Linked DNA regions of Homo sapiens: region 1 is linked to region 2. A link is a loop called in an ENCODE intact Hi-C map of the cell type or tissue named here. Cell type or tissue: endothelial cell of umbilical vein. All regions are shown on one strand. Each heading gives the region's core, and the rest is flanking DNA. Links, peaks and the distances in the headings are about the cores only.

Region 1 (5,370 bases), core at 180-5,179, 53 kb after region 2:
GGCTGGCTATGTGCAGAAGAATGAAACTAGGCCCCTATCTCTCACCACACACAAAAATCAAATCAAAATGGATTACAAACCTAAATCTAAGATTTGAAACTATGAAACTCCTAGAAGGAAACTTTGGAGGCCGGGCGCGACGGCTCATGCCTGTAATCCCAGCACTTTGGAAGGTTGAGGCAGGCGGACTATTTGAGTCCAGCAGTTTGAGACTAGCCTAGGCAACATGGTGAAACCCCACATCTACAAAAATACAAAAATTAGCTGGGTGTGGTGGCTCGTGCCTGTAGTCCTAGTTACTCGGGAGGCTGAGGCACAAGAATCACTTGAGCCTGTTAGGCAGAGGTTGCAGTGAGCCCAGATTGCACCACTGCACTCCAGCCTGGATGACAGAGAGAGACCCTGTCGCAAAAATACAAACAAAAAAACAAAAAACCAAAGAGGCCGGGCGCAGTGGCTCAAACCTGTAACCCAGCACTTTGGGAGGCCGAGGTGGGAGGATCACCTGAGGTCAGAAGTTCAATACCAACCTGGGCTGGGTGTGGTGGCTCAAGCCTGTAATCCCAGCACTTTGAAAGGAGGCCGAGGCGGGCTGATCACGAGGTCAGGAGATCAAGACCATCCTGGCTAACACGGTGAAACCCCATCTCTACTAAAAATACAAAAAAAAAAAAAATTAGCCAGGCATGGTGCGGGCGCCTGTAGTCCCAGCTACTCGGGAGGCTGAGGCAGGAGAATGGCGTGAATCCGGGAGGCAGAGCTTGCAGTGAGCCGAGATCGCGCCACTGCACTCCAGCCTGGGTGACAGAGCAAGACTCTGTCTCAAAAAAAAAAAAAAAAACCAGCCTAGCCAACATGGCAAAACCACATTTCTACTAAGAACACAAAAATTAGCCAGGCACAGTAGTGGGTGCCTGTAATTCCAGCTACTGAGGAGGCTGAGGCAGGAGAATCACTTGAGCCGGGGAGGCAGAGGCTGCAGTGTGCTGAGATTGTGCCATTGCACTCCAGCCTGCATGACAGAGTGAGACTCTGCCTCAAAAAAAAACAAAAGAAACAAACAAACAAAAAAGAAGCCTGGGCGAGGTGGCTCACACCTGTAATCCCAGCACTTTGGGAGGCCAAGGCGGGCGGATCACGAGGTCAGGAGTTCGAGACCATCCTGGCCAACATGGTAAAACCCCATCTCTACTAAAATACAAAAAAATTAGCCTGGCGTGGTGGCGCACGCCTGTAGTCCCAGCTACTCTGGAGGCTGAGACAGTGGAATTGCTTGAACCCGAGAGGCAGAGGCTGCAGTGAGCCGATATCGCGCCACTGCACTCCAGCCTGGCAACAAAGCAAGACTCTGTTTCAAAAAAAAAAAGAAAAAAGAAAGAAAGAAGGAAAATAAGAAAACATTGGGAAAATGCTCAGATGTTGGTCTGGGCAAAGATTTTTTGTGCAAGGCCCCAAAAGCACAGGCAACAAAAGGAAAAATCAACAAATGGGATTACATCAAGCACTTTTTTTTTTTTAAGTCAGGGTATTGTTATATTACCCAGGCTGGCCTGAAACTTGTAGACTCAAGGGATCCTCCTGCCTCAGACTCCCAAGTAGCCGGGACTACAGGCACATGCCACAATGCCCAGCTTGGAAAAATGTTCTAAGGGTGCCCAGGCACCTTCTTCTCCAAAATGTGTTTCCTGAGTCTCAAGGACCGCCTTGTCCAATCAAAGACCACAGTATAATAATCAATCAATTGGACAATCAAATTAGATTCAAAACTGCACAAGATTAAGTCCCGGGCCTTGTTCAATGGGGTGTCCCGAGCTCCAGGCTCCAGGGACGGCCTGGAGGCCCTTGGTTGACCTGAGGTGGCAGTCTGTACAAGTGGAGGAGGAGGCAGGTCGACAGCGTCACCTGGAGGCCAGCTGGCAAACAGCCAAAGGTGAGAAAACTGTAACTGATTAACAAATCTAGAACTCGAGGCTGGGAGCGGTGGCTCACACCTGTAATCCCACCGCTTTGGGAGGCCGAGGCGGGCAGATCACTTGAGGTGTCAGGAGTTCACTACCAGCCTGGCCAAAATGGTGAAACGCAGTCTCTATAAAAATACAAAAATTAGCCGGGCATAATGGTGGGTTCCTGTAATCCCCACCATTGTAGTAATTGAGCTACTGGGAGAATTGCTTCAACCTGGGCAGAGGTTGCAGTGAGCCACAGAGCGAGATACCGTCTCAAAAAACAAAAAGAAAGAGATCGAGACCATCCTGGCCAACATGGTGAAACCCTGTCTCTACTAAAAATACAAACTGGGCGTGGTGGTGCGTGCCTGTAGTCAGAGCTACTCAGGAGGCTGAGGCAGCAGGATTGCTTGAACCTGGGAGGTGGAGGTTGAAATGAACCGAGATCTCGACAGAGCAAGACTTCGTCTCAAAACAAACAAACAAAAAGAATCTAGAACTTCGGCCGGGTGCAGTGGCTCACACCTGTAATCCCAGCTACTCAGGAGCCTGAGAGGCTTGAGAACCCCTTCACCCCATGGGTCGGAGGTTGCAGTGAGCCGAGACCACCCCATTGCACTCCAGCCTGGGCAACAGAGTGAGACTGTGTCTCAAACAAATAATAAATTTTGAAATTTTTGAAAAAAATCCGGGAGCCGTGATTCACACCTATAATCCCAGCACTTTGGGAGCCCGAGGCAGGTGGATCACTTGAGGTCAGGAGTTCGGGACCAGCCTGGCCAACATGGTGAAACCCTGTCTCTACGAAAAATACAAAAGTTAGCCAGACGTGGTGGTGCATGCCTGTAACCCCAGCTACTCAGGACGCTGAGGCATAAGAATTCCTTGAACCAGGAAGGCAGAAGTTGCAGTGAGCAGAGATCGCACCACCACTGCACTCCAGCCTATGCGACAGAGTGAGACCCTGTCTCAAAACAAACAAACAAAAAAAAGTAAATCAATTGGACAATCAAATTAGATTTGGAACTCCACAAAATTAGGTCCAGGGCCTTGCTCAAGGTAGTGTCCCAAGCTCCAGGCTCCCGGGGGCCTTGGTTTACCTGAGGTTGCACAGCCTGAACAAGCCAAGGAGTCAGTCGACAGCGCCACCTGGAGGCCAGATGGAAAACAGCCAAAGATTAGACCACTTTTTTTTTTTTTTTTTTTTTTTGAGATGGAGTTTTGCTCTTGTTGCCCAGGCAGGAGTGCAGTGGTGCGATTTCGGCTCACCGCAACCTCCGCCTCCCAGATTCAAGCGATTCTCCTGCCTCAGCCTCCCAAGTAGCTGGGATTACAGGCATGCGCCACCATGCCCGCCTAATTTTGTATATTTTGTAGAGATGGGGTTTCACCATGTTGGTTAGGCTGGTCTCAAACTCCCGACCGCAGGTGATCCTCCCACCTCAGCCTCCCAAAGTGCTGGGATTACAGGCGTGAGCCACCACGCCCGGAGAGACCACTCTTAATTCTAACTGGATGGCCAGGCGCAGTGGGCCACTATAGGTGGGTTTCACAGCGCCCAACTAATTTTTAATTTTTATTTATTATTATTATTATTATTTTTTTGAGATACAGTCTTGCTCTGTCGCCCAGGCTGGAGTACAGCGGCACAATCTCACCTCACTGCAACCTCCGCCTCCCGGGTTGAAGCAATTCTCTTGTGTGAGGGGAGTGGCTGCTTAGGAGAGGTAGAGAAAGTGGCAGGCCAGGCACAGTGGCTCACGCCTGTAATCCCAGCATTTTGGGAGGCCAAGGCAGATGGATCATTTGAGGTCAGGGGCTTGAGACCAGCCTGGCCAACATGGTGAAACCCCATCTCTACTAAAAATACAAAAATTAGCCAGGCATGGTGGCGCATGTCTGTAGTCCTAGCTACTCGGAAGGCTGAAGCAGGAAAATTGCTGTTCTGAACCCGGGAGGCAGAGATTGCAGTGAGCCAAGATCGCACCACTGCACTCCAGCCTGGGCAACAGAGCGAGACACTGTCTCAAAAAAAAAAAAAGAAGAAAGAGAAAAAGGAAGGAAGGAAGGAAGGAAGGAAACCAAAACTGGAAAGACAGAGGCAGTCTCTTTTTTCTTTTTCTTCTTTTTTGTTTTGGTTTGGTTTTCTGTCGTTGTTGTTGAGACAGTGTCTCACTTTGTTTCCCAGGCTGGAGTACCGTGGTCCCATTATAGCTCACTGCACCCTCGACCTCCTCCAATTGAACCTCCCACCTCAGCCTCCCAAGTAGCTGCGACCACAGGTGAGTGCCACCACACCTGGCTACTTTTTTTTTTTAAATCCCAGCACTTTGGGAGGCCAAGACGGGAGGATCACTTGAGTCCAGGAGTTTGAGACAAGGCTGGGCAACATAGTGAGACCTCACTTCTTTTTTTCTTTTTTTGAGACGAGGTTTCGCTCTGTGCAATGGTGTGATCTCGGCTCACTGCAACCTCCGCCTCCTGGGTTCAAGCGATTCTCCTGCCTCAGCCTTCTGGGTAGCTGAGATTACAGGCATGTGCCACCACGCCTGGCTAATTTTGTATTTTTAATAGAGACGGGCTTTCTCCATGTTGGTCAGGCTGGTCTTAAACTCCTGGCCTCAAATGATCCACCTGCCTTGGCCTCCCAAAGTGCTGGGATTATAGGTGTGAGCCACCATGCCCAGCCTGCCACACTCCTGTGGTCCCAGCTACTTGGGAGGTTGGGATGGGAGGATCTCTTGAGCCCAGGAGGTCGAGGCTGCAGTGAGCTATGAACACACCACTGCGCTCCAGCCTGGGTGACAGAGCCAGACCCTCTCTCAAATAAATAAATAAATAAAATAGAGATGGATCTCACTATGTTGCCCAGGCTGGCCTTAAAGTCCAGATTTCAAGCAATTCTCCCACCTGAGCCTACTTAGTAGCTAGGACTACAGGTGGGTGCCGCTGCACCCAACTAATTTTTATTTTTTACTTTTTATTTATTTATTTTTTGAGATACAGTCTTGCTCTGTCGCCCAAGCTGGAGTACAGTGGCATGATCTCACCTCACTGCAACCTCCGCCTCCCGGGTTGAAGCAATTCTCTTGTGTCAGCCTCCCGAGTAGCTGGGACTACAGGTGCCCGCCACCATGCCTCACTAATTTTTGTGTTTTTAGTAGAGATGGGGTCTCATCACATTGGCCAGGCTGGTCTCAAACTCCTGACCTCAAGTGATCCGCCCGCCTTGGCCTCCAAAAGTGCTGGGATTACAGGCGTGAGCCACCGCACCTAACCTTTTTTGTTTGTTTAAGAGACAGGGTTTTGGCCAGGCACGGCGGCTCATGCCTGTAATCCCAACACTTTGGGAGGCCAAGGCGCGTGGATAATCTGAGGTCAGGAGTTCGAGACCAGCCTGGCCAATGTGGTGAGACCCCCCCCC
Region 2 (5,370 bases), core at 301-5,300:
GGTGGCGCATGCCTGTAGTCTCAGCTACTCGGGAGGCTGAGGCAGGAGAATCATTTGAACGTGGGAGGCGGAGGTTGCAGTGAGCCGAGATCTTGCCACTGCACTCCAGCCTGGGTGACAGAGTGAGACTCCATCTCAATAAATAAATAAATTAAATTAAATTAAATTAAAATTATTTTTTAAAAAATTGGGGGCTGAGTGTGATGGCTCACACCTGTAATCCCGGCAGTTTGGGAGCTTGAGGAGGGCAGATCCCTTGAGGTCAGGAGTTCAAGACCAGCCTGGACAACATGGTGAAACCCCGTCTCTACTAAAAATACAAAAATTAGCCAGGCATGGTGGCGTGTGCCTGTAATCCCAGCTACTCGTGAGGCTGAGGCCCAAGCATCGCTTGAACCTGTGAGGCGGAGGTTGCAGTGAGCCAAGATGGCACCAGTGCACTCCAGCCTGGGTGACAGAGTGAGACTTTGTCTCAAAAAAAAAAAAAAATTAAGGTGAAGAAGGCTTATACTAGTGGGCTGGGACTTGAAGTGAAGTGAATTCTTGAAGGTCCCCAGTGAGTGGCCAAGGTGGGACTTGAACCAGGACATCTGTTCTCTTGACCACCAGCTTAGTCCATCCCTTTGAAGAGAGTGACCTACAGTCTGGGTCTCAGCCAGGGTCTCAGGAAACCAGGTTCCCACCTTGGCTCACGGAGGTGGTTAGGGGCATCAGCTTTAGCACCAGAGTTCAGATCTTGCCTCGTCCTATATAAGCTTTGTCACCTCCCCATCATTAAAAGGAGCCATCCTCCCCCTCCACCTCAGCAGAGCCCTGGTAAACAGCAAATGGACTAACGTGCATCTAGAGGGTTGAGGATGAAGCCTGGCCTGGCATGGGCACTCAATAAATGCTAGGGGCCAGGCACGGTGGCTGACACCTGTAATCGCAGCACTTTGGGAGGCTGAGGCAGGTGGATCGCTTGAGCCCAGGAGTCTGAGACCAACCTGGACAACATAGTGAGATTCTGTCTCTACAAAAAGTACAAAATTAGCCTGGTGTGGTGGCGTGCACCTGCAGTCCCATCTACTTAGGAGGCTGAGGTGAGAGGATGGATTCAGCCCAGGATGTCAGGGCTGCAGTGAGTCGTGATTGAGCCGCTGCACCCCACCCTGGGTGACAGAGCAAGACCCTGTATCAAAATAAATAAATAAATGCTAGGAAAGGGATCCTACTAATGGACCTTTTTCCTCCAAAACAGTGGCTTTCATTTGGTGGAGATGCTACTTATTAGAAGCACTTGAGGCCAGGTGTGGTGGCTCATGCCTGTAGTCCCAGCACTTTGGGACTTCTGCCAAGGCAGAAGAATTGCTTGAACCCAGGCGTTTCAGACCAGCCTGGGCAACATAGCAAGACCTCATCTCTAGAAAACATTGAAAAATTAGCCAGCATAGTGGCACATGACTGTTGTCCTAACTACTTAGGCGAAGGCAGGAGGATTACTTGAGCTCAGGAGTTCAAGGCTGCAGTGAGCTGCGATCACATCACTGCCCTCCAGCCTGAGCAACAACACAAGACCCGGACTCTAAAAATCAAAAAAGAAGCACTTAGGGAAATTTCTTAAAATTAAATGATACCCTGAGCAAACCCCTAGATGTTCTGATTCATTTGGTTTGGTGAGGTGGGAGGGAATCACTGAATCTGTAATTTATTATTATTTTTTTTTTTTTGAGATGGATTCTCACTCTGTTGCCCAGGCTGGAGTGCAGTGGTGCAATCTTGGCTCACTGCAACCTCTGCTTCCCGGGTTCAAGCAATTGTCCTGCCTCAGCCTCCCGACTAGTTGGGATTACAGGCGCCCACCATCACGCCCGGCTAATTTTTGTATTTTTAGCAGAGACGGGGATTCACCACGTCAGCCAGGTTGGTCTCCAACTCCTGACCTCAGGTGATCCGCCTGCCTCGGCCTCCCAAAGTGCTGGGATTATAGGCATGAGCCACCGTACCTAGCCTGCAGTTATTTTATTCTGAGTTGATCTTCTGCTGGTGAAGTGAGTCTTCCACTGGGGCCTGGAGCTGCATCTCCCTCACCCTGCCAATCCTGCAAGAGCCAGCACTGAGCTTCCCCTCTGCTTTCTCTTTTTTTTTTTTTTTTTTTTTTTTGAGATGGGATCTTACTCTGTTGCCCAGCCTGTTCTTGAACTCGTGGCCTCAAGCAGTTCTCCCTCCTTGGCCTCCCAAAGTGCTGGAATTATAGGCATGAGCCACCACGCCTGGTCTCCCCTTTCAGTTTTAAATGAAGCCACAAGTTCCCTGTATAACATTTGGGAGATAGAGGGGAGCTCTCTAGCCTAGGGGTTGAGGTCTGTGACCAAACGCCTATAAAGTTGTCTTTGTTTGGACTCCCCCAGAAGCAGAGCCTGAGACAAGGATTGAGTGCAAGGAATTTATCTGGGATGCAGGGCAGTAAGGGAGAGAGGAAGTGACACAGGGACAGAAAGGCAACCAGGAAAGAGTGTATTATTAAGCCAGTTCCTGCTGTGAACAAATGGGGCTCAGTTTCAGTGGATACCTCCAGGAGGCAACAGAGAGCACATACCACAGAGTCATCCCACCTCACAGGGAGGGAATTGGAGTATTTATCCTCCAGTGCCCATCAGACATAATCACAGGCCACTCCCAGGGGAGCTATTAATTCCCTAACACTTGTGCAGCCACAGAGAGACCCTGGGCAAAGTAGTGTACCTCAGGTGTGTAGTTGAGCTATGGGCAGGGCCCCAGCAACACCTGCCAAAATGCCAAAAGTGCCAGTGGGACCTGAATTCCTTTTTATTTATTTATTTATTTATTTATTTATTTTTATTTATTTATTTTTGACGGAGTCTCGCTCTGTGGCCCAGGCTGGAGTGCAGTGGTGCAATCTCTGCTCACTGCAAGCTCTGCCTCCCAGGTTCACGCCATTCTCCTGCCTCAGCCTCCGGAGTAGCTGGGACTACAGGCGCGCACCACCACGCCTGCCTGATTTTTGTGTGCGTGTATTTTTAGTAGAGATGGGGATTCACCATGTTATCCAGGATGGTCTTGATCTCCTGACCTCGTGATCCGCCCACATCGGCCTCCCAAAGTGCTGGGATTGCAGGCGTGAGCCACCGCGCCCGGCCCCCTGAATTCCTTTTTTAGGCAGTTGTGAAACAACAACATCCCATCTGTTGGGCACCTACTGTATATTCCATGCTCAGCGACGCACATTCATTGTCTGATTGCTGTGTTACCACTGCCTTCCAGAGAAGGGCGCAGAGGCCCCAGGCACTTCGCCTAGGAGGGAAGCACAGCTCTAAGGTCAGGCTCCTTCTCTGTAAGGTAGAGGGGCTACTTCAGGGTCACACTGACCGCCCCAACCCCTGACCTGGCCTCTGCTTCTGCGAAGATGCTGAGAAGGCCCTGTGTTTTGTGTTTTGGGTCCCACTGACCCCAGAGGGGAGGGCCATCTCTTTGACCCAGACTCTTGGATCCAAACTGGGGTGCCACCCATCACCATGTCAGTACCCGGTTGAGGGGAGTCAGAGATAGCAGGAGACCTTGTGGGACTTGAGGCTGTGACTGTTCTCCAAACAATGTGGAGTATTTCCATATTTTAACAAAAGAGAGGCCAGGCGTGGTGGCTCACGCCTGTAATCCCAGCACTTTGGGAGGCCGAGGCGGATGGATCACAACGTCAGGAGATCAAGATCATCCTGGCTAACATGGTGAAACCCCGTCTCTACTAAAAAATACAAAAAATTAGCCAGGCGTGGTGGTGGGCGCCTGTAGTCCCAGCTACTCAGGAGACTGAAGCAGGAGAATGGTGTGAACCCGGGAGGCAGAGCTTGTAGTGAGCCGAGAACGTGCCACTGCACTCCAGCCTGGGCGACAGAGTGAGACTCTGTCTCAAAAAAAAAAAACAAACAGAGAGGTTATGCTTGTGTTTCCCCTTGAGCCAGCACCCAGCCCAGGAATGCAGCAGTCAGGATAGATCAAGTGAAGCTGCAGTAACAAACAGCCCCCACATCTCAGTGACTTAAATTGATGGGAAGGGTTTTTTACATTCAGCAGGGAAGCTGTTTGCCTCATAGTTACCCAGGGACCCAGGCTCACAGAGTAGCTGCCATTCAAAATGTTACTGGTCGCCAAGCCCAGGGTTGAGAGGCTAGAGAGTCCAACACTGACCAGAAAGTGACCACACTGCTTCCACACACAGCACATCACTGCACCTAGACACACATGGCCCCATCTAAACACAAGGGGACCAGGAAGTGCGTGTGCCTGAAAGGCCCCAAAGCCCCGTCCAGTGCCTGTTCTGCACCCTGTTACTGTCCGCCTCCAGATCAGGAAATGGAGGCCCAGAGAGGTTAAGCCACTTGCCCATAGCCACACAGCTGTGGTAGCAGAGCTGGGATTTGAACCCAGAGTCTCCTTTCTTTGCGAGTATGCTGCCAACCTAGTGGGGACCTGAACACAGACTGTGGGCTCTCTGAGGCCTGGGTTCAAATCCTGGCTTTACATCTCTGTGCTGCTAGCCTCAGGCAGATGAGTGGCTTGGTTACCTCCTAGAAAATGGGTATACCTGGGAGTGGTGGCTCACGCCTATAATCCCAACACTTTGGAAGGCCAAAGTGAGCAGATCACTTGAGGTCAGAAGTTCGAGACCAGCCTGACCAACATGGTGAAACCCCGTCTCTACTAAAAATACAAAAATTAGCTGGGTGTGGTGGCATGCACCTGTGGTCCTACCTACTTGGGAGGCTGAGGCAGGAGAATCGCTTGAACCCAGGAGGCAGAGGTTACAGTGAGCCGAGATCGTGCCACTGCACTCCAGCCTGGATGACTGAGCGAGACTCCATCTCAAAAAAAAAAAAAAAAAAGAGAAAGAAAGAAAAAGAAAATGGGTGATAACCCTTCCCTCCAGGATCTTCATGAGGAGCTCAGTGATGTCATTTATAAAGCCCCTGGGGTCTCGGGAGCCCTCAAAAATGCTGGAGAGACAGGCCACAGCTCTGAAGAGCAGCCCCAGCCCTGTGGAGCTGAAGCAGGGTCTGGAGGCCCCCTCTGGGGCCAGGCCAATCATGGGAAGGCCCCCAGGAGTTCCCAGGGAGGGAGACTCAGCACAGATGATGTCGAACAGCCTTTACCGCAGCCCTTCGAACAACCATAACTGTCCCGGGCACTCCGCTGATGGGCAACTGTGCCTCTAACATGCACCCGGCCAGCCTAGGGGGCCGGGAACCAAGCCCTCTGTTGGCATCTCTGTCTTGTGGGTCCCCATTCTAGAATTATTTCCGCGATGCCTGGAACATCTTCGACTTTGTGACTGTTCTGGGCAGCATCACCGATATCCTCGTGACTGAGTTTGGG

Evidence for each region. Peaks named below come from ENCODE experiments on the same cell type or tissue, not always from the same donor. Only the 100,000 strongest peaks of a DNase experiment are listed, where the experiment ranks them.
Region 1: it touches region 2 in a loop (2.8-fold over the local background); 15 of 110 quality-filtered maps call a loop at or near these places.

Annotation. Positions count from the first base shown.
Region 1 is chr19:13,192,416-13,197,785 of GRCh38, reverse strand. No RefSeq gene overlaps it. Among named protein-coding and RNA genes, the nearest start is that of IER2, 45 kb to the right of the region's middle. In endothelial cell of umbilical vein, for the core only: a CTCF peak has its summit at 3,098 (motif pointing left); a DNase peak (open chromatin) is centred at 3,065.
Region 2 is chr19:13,245,182-13,250,551 of GRCh38, reverse strand. It overlaps CACNA1A (calcium voltage-gated channel subunit alpha1 A), which reads left to right. Exons shown (of 47, transcript NM_001127222.2): 31 at 5,287-5,370. Among named protein-coding and RNA genes, the nearest start is that of IER2, 97 kb to the right of the region's middle. In endothelial cell of umbilical vein, for the core only: a CTCF peak has its summit at 2,540; a DNase peak (open chromatin) is centred at 2,541; H3K27ac peaks cover 227 bases.